Linked DNA regions of Mus musculus: region 1 is linked to region 2. The links are chromatin loops, found by intact Hi-C in ENCODE. Cell type or tissue: heart. All regions are shown on one strand. Links, peaks and the distances in the headings refer to the core of each region. The heading gives the core; the rest is flanking DNA. Region 1 holds the start of Exoc3l (exocyst complex component 3-like). Region 2 holds the start of Fhod1 (formin homology 2 domain containing 1).

Evidence for each region. Peaks named below come from ENCODE experiments on the same cell type or tissue, not always from the same donor. Only the 100,000 strongest peaks of a DNase experiment are listed, where the experiment ranks them.
Region 1: it touches region 2 in a loop (2.4-fold over the local background); 3 of 42 quality-filtered maps call a loop at or near these places.

What each region holds. Positions count from the first base shown.
Region 1 is chr8:105,295,162-105,300,527 of GRCm38, reverse strand. Exoc3l (exocyst complex component 3-like) reads left to right here and starts at 4,415. Exons shown (of 14, transcript NM_177788.5): 1 at 4,415-4,622; 2 at 4,822-4,902; 3 at 5,093-5,268; 4 at 5,344-5,366. The coding sequence starts at 4,869. It overlaps E2f4 (E2F transcription factor 4), which reads right to left and starts at 2,865. Exons shown (of 10, transcript NM_148952.1): 1 at 2,653-2,865; 2 at 2,138-2,247; 3 at 1,832-1,993; 4 at 1,489-1,532; 5 at 409-470; 6 at 1-209. The coding sequence starts at 2,787. In heart, for the core only: no CTCF peak of the experiment used is centred there; DNase peaks (open chromatin) are centred at 1,672, 2,857, 4,457, 5,127 and 1 weaker place; H3K4me3 peaks cover 4,277 bases; H3K27ac peaks cover 2,999 bases.
Region 2 is chr8:105,346,537-105,351,902 of GRCm38, reverse strand. Fhod1 (formin homology 2 domain containing 1) reads left to right here and starts at 3,933. Exons shown (of 22, transcript NM_177699.4): 1 at 3,933-4,250. The coding sequence starts at 4,050. Slc9a5 (solute carrier family 9 (sodium/hydrogen exchanger), member 5) reads right to left here and starts at 3,645. Exons shown (of 16, transcript NM_001081332.1): 1 at 2,331-3,645. The coding sequence starts at 2,526. Gm46049 (a long non-coding RNA gene) reads right to left here. Exons shown (of 4, transcript XR_003947441.1): 3 at 5,065-5,366; 4 at 4,247-4,828. In heart, for the core only: CTCF peaks have their summits at 3,007 and 4,359; DNase peaks (open chromatin) are centred at 2,602, 3,022, 3,852 and 4,852; H3K4me3 peaks cover 3,829 bases; H3K27ac peaks cover 3,071 bases.

The DNA.
Region 1 (5,366 bases), core at 214-5,213, 52 kb after region 2:
GGAGAGGATTCTTGGGGTTGAGCTAAGGCAGGCTTGGGCAGAGGTGGAGGTGTAGAAACAGCAGGTGGACTCTGGAGTAGATCGTCAGGGGGAGGGACAGGCACAGCCACAGGTGGTGAACTCCAGGCCTCCTTGTTCACTAGCAGCACCTCGATAGGCCCACTCATGCTCTTTAAGTGAATCTGGTACTTCTTCTGGCCATTGAGACCCTGGGGACAAACAGAATTGTAAGCAGGCATGGCTCCTGCTTGCCTGGTTCAGAGCCAGACTGTCGTCCTCCTCATCTGCTAATCCACCTAGATAACCCCAAACTCCAGGCCTCCCCTACCTGCCCCACCCTGAACTTATCAAGCCTCACAGCCAGTATCCACCCTCGGCCGACACCGCCCTGCAGGGATAAGTACCTACCTCTGGGATGGGCACCTCTAGACTGGTGCCCGATGGCGCCCGGATGGCAAGGAGGGTATCTCCTAGAACGACAAGGAGAATGTGTCAGGGCCCATGAGCTCAATTAGAAAGCAAGTGTCTGTTCCTTTCCTGTCTTGTCTGGAGCAGGACTAGAAATCAGTCTCTAAGAGACTGGATATTAAGCCTCTACCTCCCTAGAGCACTGGGTACAGCAAAAATTCTTCTCTCCGCAAAACCTCATGCTCAGAAAATCTAGGTCCAAACACATTTCTTTCTTTCTTTCTTCTTTTTGAGGCAGGGTATTTTTGTGTAGCCTTGGCTGTCCTGGAACTTGCAATGTAGACAAGGTTAACCTCAAACTCAAAGATCTGTTCTCCTCTGCCTCCCAAGTACTGGGATTAAATGTACTATTATATTCTGGAACAAGTCACCAGCCACAGGTACCACCACCTCACTCTTCAAATGATGCTGATCCCTAGAAATAGATGTTCTGACCAAGTTTTTCCAAGATGCAAGATGGAATATAAGATAAAGAAACGAGGGCTGGAAAGATCGCCCAGCAGTTAAGAGCACTAAACTGCTCTTCAAATCCCAGCAACCACATGGTGGCTCACAACCATCCGTAATGAGATCTGACACTCCCTCTTCTGGAGTGTCTGAAGACAGCTACAGTGTACTTACATATTATAATAAATGAGTAAATCTTAAAAAAAAAAGGAACAATTCGTATATACATAGTGGGACTAAGTACAAATTAGAAACAGACACCACCGACCCCTACATACAAGTATGTAAGATTGTGCACACAAGTTACATGTACAAATTCTTTTTGTTCCTCTGTGCCACTATATTGCCCAAGAACCAAACTCAGAGAACACTGCTGATAAGGGCAAACCCAGGGACACACTGGGGACTCTTGTACCCTACAGAGTCCCAGTGACTTCCAAACTGACACCTGCTGCCTGTTTCTCTTTAAGTAGGCATCACGAACCTTCGAGAGCTGGAACTTCTTTTTGGACCATGGGTCCATGACTTAGCTCAGCCCCACCCCCCACCTCCCTCTACCCAGGCTCCGCTCACCAGCAAAGCATCTGCAGATGTCTTCATGAGTCACGTAGGCCAAGGTGTGGGGGTTAAGGAGAACAGCTGAGGCTTTTTTTTGTGCCAGATGGCAGACCACAGAAGAGACCCAATGTTTCAGCCTATGCCTTCCACACAGCCCTCAGAGGAAATTTCTGGAACCTGGGGTCCAGGTGGGTAAGGATCATGGGCTAAGGCTGGAAGAGACTGGAGCCTCCCGTCTGAATCTGACCAGGGGTTGCTGGAGCATTCTTTTAAGAGGTACAGGACCCAGAGCGCCACAGAGCAAAACCAGCTGAGCGCCCCTTGCCCACTCCCCGAGGCAGGGACTGGCAGAGGATATCAGCTGTTCTGGACGTCCTCAGTGACATTCCGGATGCTCTGCTGCACCCACACCTTGTGCTGGTCCAGTTCTTGCTCTCGTTGCTGCAGCTCCTCGATCTCTGCCTTGAGCTCAATCAGCTTGTCAGCGATCTCCCGGGTATTGCAACCTGGCCCGACGCCCCTGAACCATGGGATTGAGAGACTGAGCGTGGGATCCCTAAGATCTCTGGGTGCCAGACCCCAACTCTCTCCTATAAACATCACCATCCCCTCCCAACCCCAACACCCCTGACACTTCTGCCCTCCCCAAACAGCCCACACTCACTTCCACTGGATGCTGTTCTTGGATTTCTTCTCGATCAGACCGATGCCTTCCAGCACGTTGGTGATGTCGTAGATCCGCCGTTTCTGGCGCACAGCAAGAGTGTCGGCTGCCTGGCAGGTAGAACAGAATGGAGAATGGAGCCCCACTCTTAAAAAGTGTGCACCCTGAGATGTTTAGTCTGGAATGGGAGGTAGTCTTATGTCCCAACCCTGGCGTTCCTTCCAATCACTCCGCGAGTGTGTCGGGAAGAGTCTTGGCTTAGCTGTGTTCTGATGCTCGGCTCCCTGTCCTAGTCGCCAAGGGCCACGAGGGCCTGCACCTGCAGCCGGGACCCAGACAGAGCTGAGGCTTAATGGCTTCGGTGAATGGAAACAACCTCCCGCCTCTCTCATCAGGGTGAGAAAGCACACGGATGGCGGCCGGAGGACTCAGTGGGGCCGCCCCGCTGGCTTCCCGCTCCCGGTCCAGGCCTGGTGCCCCCATCTCCCCAGTCGCCCCCTCGGCCCGGAGCGCACCAGCTTGAGGTCAAGCACGCCGTCCTTGGCTTCCTGCAAGAGCGACACGAACTTGGTGGTGAGAAGTCCCAGACTCTTCTCGTGCCGGCTTGGAGTCCCCGGGGGCGGCGGCGCCTGTGGCCCGGCCTCCGCCATCGCGCCCGCCCGCCGCCTCCCCTCAGCCAGGCCAGGCGAGGCCGGCGGCGGCGCCACTTCCGCTTCCGTTCCTAGTCGCCGGGCCACCGGAGCTATCAAGGCTGCTTCCGCTTCCGTCTCGCGCCTTCCCAGGGTATCTGGTGCAACTCCCGTCTGCTGATCCGGACGCAAAACTCCGGGGGACCGTCGGCAAATGTATCATTAGCAAAGGAAACCAAAACAACTCCTTAGGGCAGCTAGGAAACCTGAAAAAATTGTATGGTAGGAAATGGAAGAAGTTAGTGAGCAGTACCGGCAGTTGAGAAGCGAGAACCACCCGACTCTTCCTTGCTAAGCTGCTTCTAGACTACTAACTGCCTGAACATTCCATCCAGGGAAGGGAAGCCATAAGCCACAAGCTTAGCCTATTTGCTTAAAACTTATTCTAAAGGCTTCCCTGATGTTCAGAGATAATTCCTGCTGTTCCTGTTACTTCCTGCCAAAACAGCAAGCACTAACAATAAATAGCTTGCATACTTCTATCTCTTATTTCGTTCCAGCATCATTTTTCGCTGGCCTCCATGCTACATACAGTTCACAGTGGCCAGGAGTCTTATTTCCAACCACTACTTAGTCCATGCAAAGGTGTTTGCCTGCGTGTGAATATAAGCAAAGCCTTTAAGGCATTTTCTGACACATGGGAAGAACTGTGTGTTTGCAAGTCTCATTTATTTTTGCAGTTTTTAAAGGTTTATATTATTATTATCATCATCATCATTATTATTATTGTGTGTGTATGTGTTTATGTTTGTCCACATGTGTGCAGGTGCTCAAGGAGGTTTAGAAGAGGGTGTCAGATCTCTGGGAGCTAGAGTTAACAGGCAGTTATTATTAGCTGCCGTGTAGGTGCTGGGAACTGAAGCCCTGTCCTCTGCAAGAGGAGCAAGTGCTCTGAGCCTCTGAGCCATCTTACCAGCTTGCAAGTCTTATTTATTTTTAACAGTGTTATCACTTATGGTTATGTCTTTATGACGGTCAGTCCCTCTAGGACACAAATTGCCTTCCCCAAATTGATTGATGATTCACACTTGTGAGAAAGCAGACTTCGGAAGCTCTAGTTATAATGGAGCCTGAAGTTGGGGTAGTCTTCCTGAGGTCTTAGCTGTCAACCCTTCTGACAGTAGGAAGTGAGGGTCTATTATGATGGGTGGATTTGGGTGGTGCTCCATTATATCTAGTGTCCTCCCTAGCTCCCCATCACTTACAGGAACAATGTAGCTTTTTGGATCCCTAACTGCCATCTCTCACTATTCTTTTGCCTCACCACATGTGATCTTTCCCCTACCAAGGCATATACCATCTGTGGTTCTCAGACTCGACTGCGGTTTGCTGAGGCTCTACCACATAGGGGGTCATCCTTCAAACCAGCTTGAGGCCAAATCAGCTTTAAATATGCATATGTGTTTCCGGAGTATTTAGAAGTCTAAGGTGGGCTGATCAAGACTTGGTGCTCACCGGGGGAGTCCACAGCTGCCCCCACCCAACAGGAAATGGCGCCCAGCGCTCCCCACCTCAATGCAGATGCTTTTCCTGTTGGGAATAAAGTGCCAGAGACTCAACTTCCTTCCTTTCTGCTTTGAAGGAGGGGCCTTGGGGGAGAAGTAGGGGTTTCTGGGCCGTGAAGTGGGAGAGAGGCTTCCTTGGGGAGAGGAATTTGGCTGCTGGTGCCAAAGGAGCTGGAGTCCCTCCGGTCCCGTGAGCAGTGAGGGTGTGCCCAGCTCTGCAGGAGCGAGAAGGCTACTCTCAAGGCCAAGGCCACTTGCAGAGGAGGGAGAACTGGACACCGGTCAGATCTGGTAAGTTCTGTACCAAACTATCCTGGGCGTTACAGAGCAGGAAAGGGGACTTACAGTTTTGCCTATTTGCATAGTCCAAGCCAGAGGACTGAGGCCTCCCAGGTATCCCCTTCTTACTTCCTGAAGGGGGTAGGCAAGGACCCTGCTCCTCTTTCTCAGCGGAGCCCAAGGAACATCCGCTCTGCCTGATCTCCTCCAGGCACTCGCTCCCACTCCTACCACATCGGCAGCAGCTCTAGGCAAACTATGGACAGCAAGATACAGCCCACACTTCGTCCTGGTATGAGCCTCGTTGGCTGGGCTTGGGGAAGGATGATGTCAAGACAAATGGGAATTAGTGGGGTTGGGTTTTCCCGTCAGGTCTAGCTAGAGCTCTATAGGATTGCCAAGAGTGGGGCTGTCCCGAGGAAACAGAAGAGCAGCAGGTGCGTTAGCCACAGGCCCTCCCTGACTGACACAACCAACCCCAGGATCTTCCTGCCCAAGGCCTGAGTGGCCAGAGCAGGAGAGGGCCGAACAGCTGGCTCGGGGTGCAGCACTCAAGTGGGCTTCAGGCATCTTCTACCGGCCAGAGCAGCTGACCAGGCTGGGCCAGTACCGAAGCCGTGAAATACAGCGTAACTATTCCCTGGAAGCAAGAATTAAGGTGGGTGAGGAGCAGGAGTGTTAGACTGGGCTGGAGGGCTGGCCAGGCCTTAGGAGCGGCTACCTCTCTCCACAGTCAGTGGTGCAGTCCTACCTGGA
Region 2 (5,366 bases), core at 60-5,059:
CGTGTGAGTTCCAGACTAGCCAGGGCTGTATAGTACTCTCAGTCTCAATAAAGAAAGAAGGAAAGGAAGGGAGGAAGAGAGAGAGAGAGAGAGAGAGAGAGAGAGAGACCGAGCAAGCTTTGCAGAGAGCAGTCAGATCTCAAAGCCCCTTGACCTTATCAGGGTCTAATGATGTGATCCTAGGAAATAAATTTATTTATTTATTTATTTATTTATTTATTTATTTATTTATAACGTGTATTTGTGTACCACATGAGTGCAGGAGCCCACAGATCCTCTGGAAATTGAGCCATGGTCTGACGTTAGCTGCCATGTGGGTCCTGGGAACTGAACCTGGGTCCTCAACCGGAGGTGCTCTTAGCCACTGACCCAAGTCTCCAAACCATCAGGCGAGTTCTTTGATCTACCTAAACTTCAGTTTCTCTCCTTTGGCGTAAGAAAAACATCCATCGCAAAGGGCAGGGACAGAGTATACAAGATGGGCAAGTGTGCCTAGCTTGGTGTCAGACACACAGTAGGCTCTCAACAAATATTAATTACATTTGACTCTGGAGAAAAGAAACATATCTGTCTCTAGGGGAAGAGGGTCTAAGAAAAGGATTTCTGACATTATTGCTTCTCCTACCTTTGTCCCTAATATGGTTCTCCCTTGGGTTCTTGCATGTTGGACACAGCCCATATGGCCCAGTCCCTCGGGCAGATAGGGGAAAGATCCTTATTAACCTTAAGCTTATGCCAAAGCAAGGCCCTTTGGAAACTGCACCCAAAGGCCCTACATCTTATCTAGAACATAGGGGACTCTGCATCTATATGTACTGAATGAAAGGAAATGTATGGAATGAAAGGGCATTCTAGTTTTGAAACTGGAAGGTGTTCCAGAATACTGTGAATGCCACCCCGCCCCCCCCCATCCTTTTTCGCTGGAGAGGACTCATTGTCTTCCTCTGTAGGAGGTATTATCCAAACTAGAAAAGGCACTGTTTATTTAGGATGTTTAAAGCTATAAACTTTAAGTAAGAGAAGGCTGTTCTACAACCCATGGGCTTGTCCACAAACGCAGTCCTTACTCCAAGTTGAAGCTGCTTTCTACACCTTGCTGCTGGGCCTCTAAGGTGAGCTCAGACACAGGTCCTCCTCTCTCCAGCCCCATCTCTGGTTTCCTTCTTCCCTGAGCATGTCCCATCCCCATCCCTGCAAACCCACGACCTACGAAAAAATCAGTTCTCTGGCAGAATCAGGTCCCCTGAAGATACTTAGAGCTCCATTATTAATTGAGGGCTGCCAAGGTGGAGTGGAGAGTTCTATCACATCTCCATTTCCCGTTCTATACCCCCAGCAATATCCCAGGAGAAGGAGGCAAACACTAGGCTGTGGGATTCCTACATGAAGGTTTCACTGGGGAGACTGGAGTACAAGCTGTGCCAGCATAGATGGAGAGTGAGTAGCAGCGCTCAGCTATAATTAGTCACCCCCACAGCAGAGCTTGAACAACAGTGAGAAAGGAGGAGGGTCTCCATCGAGGAGGAGGGACCACTGGCTGCCAGAAAGCGGGGAGAGGCAAGGAAAAGCATCTCTGATGGGGGAAAAATGTGTGAACCTGAAGCACAGCCTTCAATGTGAGGGCGGAAAGAGGGAGAACATATGAAAGCACCCAGGGTAGCCAGCACACAGTCAAGATCCAATAAACGCAAGTTTTTTAAACATCGAAAAGAGGAATGTGAATTGGAGGGTGAGGTTGCAAATGGGCTATAGAAGGTGGCAACAGCTTTAAGTGGAGTAGAGAGATATGCTATAGGAAAAGTGGCCTTTTAGCTATCTCAGGAGATATTAAAATCTCAGACTCTTGGCCGTCTCTCCAGGGCAGGAAAATTTCTCAGAACCAGAATGCCTAGGGTTTCCAGGAGAATATCATCCCTTCAGTGTCCCCTTGCGTCCTCATTGCTGACAGGTTTCTGAGAAGCTGGACGTCTGGAGGAGAGGCCTTACTGACGTTTATTGAGGAGAGCTAACTGCAAGGGGAAGGGGAAACTGGGGGAAAGAGTCTAAGGATGGAACGGTGAGAGGAGAGCGGCGACAGGCAGCTCTTAGGAAGGCAAATCCCCTGAACTACCAACCAAGAAGGGAGACCCACAAGAGAGCAGGAAATGGGAGAGAACCCAGATTTGTGGAATTGGAGCCTAAGTCCCCGCACAATGCAAGACGCAAATCTGGAGACCTAGGGGCTTGGGGGCGGGTCCTCTGCGGGCCGCTAGCCTGGCGTGCGGGCGCGCGAACACACACACACACACACACACACACACACACACACACACACACACACACACACTCACCGATTTTGGCTAAGCTGGCCACCAGGATCCACAGGGCCACCAGGTAGGGCGCCTCCACCTCGTGCCACTGCCAGCGGAAGAGCGCCAAGCCTGGAGGAGGCTCACCCAACGGCCCGGACTCCTGGGTGGGTTCTTCTGTGGCCCCCGCCCCCGCCAGGGGCAACCCGGGCAGAAGAAGCAGTGCGGCGCTCAGCATCTTGCTGTCCTCCGGGCACTGCACGGCCGCCGGCCCCGCGTCGCTGCCGCCGCCGCCGCCGCCGCTGCCGCCGCCTACCCGGCGCCCCCGCGTCACAGGCACGTGGGGCTCACTCCCCCCAATCCGAGCTCCGATACCCCCAGGCCAGGTCCGGACCCCGAGACCCTGCCCAGGATCCTAGCAGTTAGGATCCCCTCCTCCATCTCTTCTAGGTTAATCTCATCTCCGGAAATTCCCCAGCATAACCCTCCTAACCCCTCGAGTCCTGAAACCCACTCTTTCGAGTGTGCTCTCCTAAACCGCCTCTCCTCCGGATTCAGAAAGGTGACCAGCCACCGCGTCCCGGAGCACCAAGAAGGACGGGGGTCTCGGGAAGCAGAGACAAGCGCAGCTACTGCAGAACACCGCCCAGCAGCGGGCCACCCGTCCCAGGTGCTCAGGCTGCGGGTCCCAGTGCTAAGCTGAGAAAACCGCAGGGGGCGGTGCGCTGCCGCCTTCCAGCACGATCTCCAAAACCTGGGACCCCCCTACCGGACCACAGCTGCGCACGCGCACTGGGCACACCCAGAAAGCCTAATGGACAACGGTGCTCTCAACGTACCCAGAAACCTCAAGGCCGGGACGGACCCGGCTCTTTCCAGGCTGAAAAGCTGGCTATTCCTCATCTCTCCAGAGCCCAGAGGCGCCGCCTTCCCTTTCCTTCAAACTACAGGGAACTGTTTGCCTATTCCATGGATCTGAGAGGACCTTATGGAATTCCCTTTAAATTAGGAACAACTTGGGGCATTTGACTCATCTCGCCCCAAACCGAAGAATGTCTCCACTTTTCATTCATCACCCAAGCCGAAAAAACATGTGCTACCTGCCTCCTCACAGTGACTCATCCCATTCTTTTTCGAGAAAGAGCACCCGTCCTCTTTTTTTTTGCCCCCACAGCTAAAGGGGACTGAATCCACCTCTTCTTTCAAATATAAAATCTATTTCCACTTCTTATTCCACATTGAAAGAGATTCTTCTTACTGCTTTCCCCAAATGAGAGAAATGCTTTCATTTGTCTTTCAAGCTAGCAATTAGTCCCATCTCGTCCCTTGAGAGTGGCCCAGCTACCCAGATTATCCGAAGAGATTTACCCCCCCCCCCCCATCTGCCCTAAAAATCCTTACAAAGATCCGCTGCAGCCTCGCCCATACCAAATCTAAAGAAAGTCTCCCCGCCCTCTGCTCTGAGGCGGAGCGGGAGCTCGGGTTTTCCCGCCCTCCTAGCAATGGAACTAACGGGATCACCAGCTCTCTGAGTGGCTGGCCCAAGCGCCGCCTCCGGCGGTGGTTAACCCCGAGCGCGCGCTCGCCGCTCAGTCTTGGCTCCACCCCCTTCCTTGGTCCTACCTTCATCTGGCTCCGCCCCTCGAGCCGCGAGCGTCCGGCCCAGCCTGGCCCGGCCCTAACAGCAAAGTTTAGTCGAGTTGAAGTTGCAGCATTTGCAGGGGACACAAGAGGCGTCCAGCGGTAGCCGGTGGCAGAGCCATGGCGGGCGAGGAAGAGCGCGGGGATGGGGACCCAGTATCCGTGGTAACTGTGAGAGTGCAGTACCTGGAAGACACCGACCCTTTCGCTTGTGCCAACTTCCCGGAACCACGCCGGGCCCCCACCTGCAGCCTGGACGGGGCTCTGCCCCTGAGTGCGCAGATCCCTGCTCTGCACCGACTCCTGGGGGCGCCTCTTAAGGTGAGGGGCGCTGCGGAGGTTGAGGTGGGCGGTGGACAGACAGTGCTTCTAGGAGAGAGATCGTCACGGGCGGGTGCTCGCCTCCAGAAAAGTCTCCGGCCGGGGTCCTAAGGTCTATGCTCCTCTGCCTACAGGGGGAGACTCAAGTTGAGGGGACAGTATAGAAGCCAAATGAGAGTTTGTGATTTGTTCCACTCGGGCTTCCCTTGAAAGTTAGGCCCTCCTGAAGAGGTGCTTGGAGTCCCCTCGCTGCCTCTTTGCCAGGGTTGCTGCTGTGGTTGTAGCGGATTGGGGAAGTGGAGTTGGGAAGGGACAGACTTCCACCTGCTCCAGGTAGTCGGGGGCGGGGCCCCAAAGAGGGGCGGGTTTAGGGAGCAATCATAGAAGGGATCGAGGCTACCGGCTGGGTTGGGTCCTTGGAATACAGTCTCTCCAGCGCTGTTGAAGACTGGAGTCCCAGCCAGGATGAGAGGAGTCCCTTGGAAGCGGCCGTGCGCTCATGGGAGGCTGCCCGGGTGGGAAAGCCCTTTGCGTCACCGCCCCCATGGTCCCTTAGGCCCGCCGCTGGTGGCCTACGCCTGGAAGGGAGGGGGTGGATCAGTCTAATTTTAAACCGCTGGCCTACCCTAGTTGCCGACGTTCCTAGGCCGACTTTGCTCAGTTAGAGAGGCATTTTTCCGTATGTCCAGCAGGACCACCCCTCCCCTCCTGCTGGCCTCCCCTCCACCTCCCCGCAGGCATCCCTTTCCGGCTTGCTTTTTCCGGGCCAGGACTCCCAGAGGCATACACACTACCACCCCCCAGGGTTCCTGACCTGCGGGTTAGCTGGGAGCTGTGAGGGAGATGGGAGGGAGTTGATGGGGTGCCACAATTGGGCGCGGGGTTGCGTAAACATGGCCCTTAGCCCCGGGGTCTCCCCTGGAATGTGCCCTAGGCTCCAGGCCTCTAAACTGCATTCCTCGCGTTGCAGCCAGCCCTGCCTCCAAGTGCAGTCAGGAGGGGGTCGGCGAAACTTGGCCTGGGGAGTGGCCAGTGGCCAGGCAGAGCCCCAGCTCTTTAAGACCACAGCTGGAAGAATGCAGCATACTGCCCACCTCCAGAGTTTTCTGCGTAGTC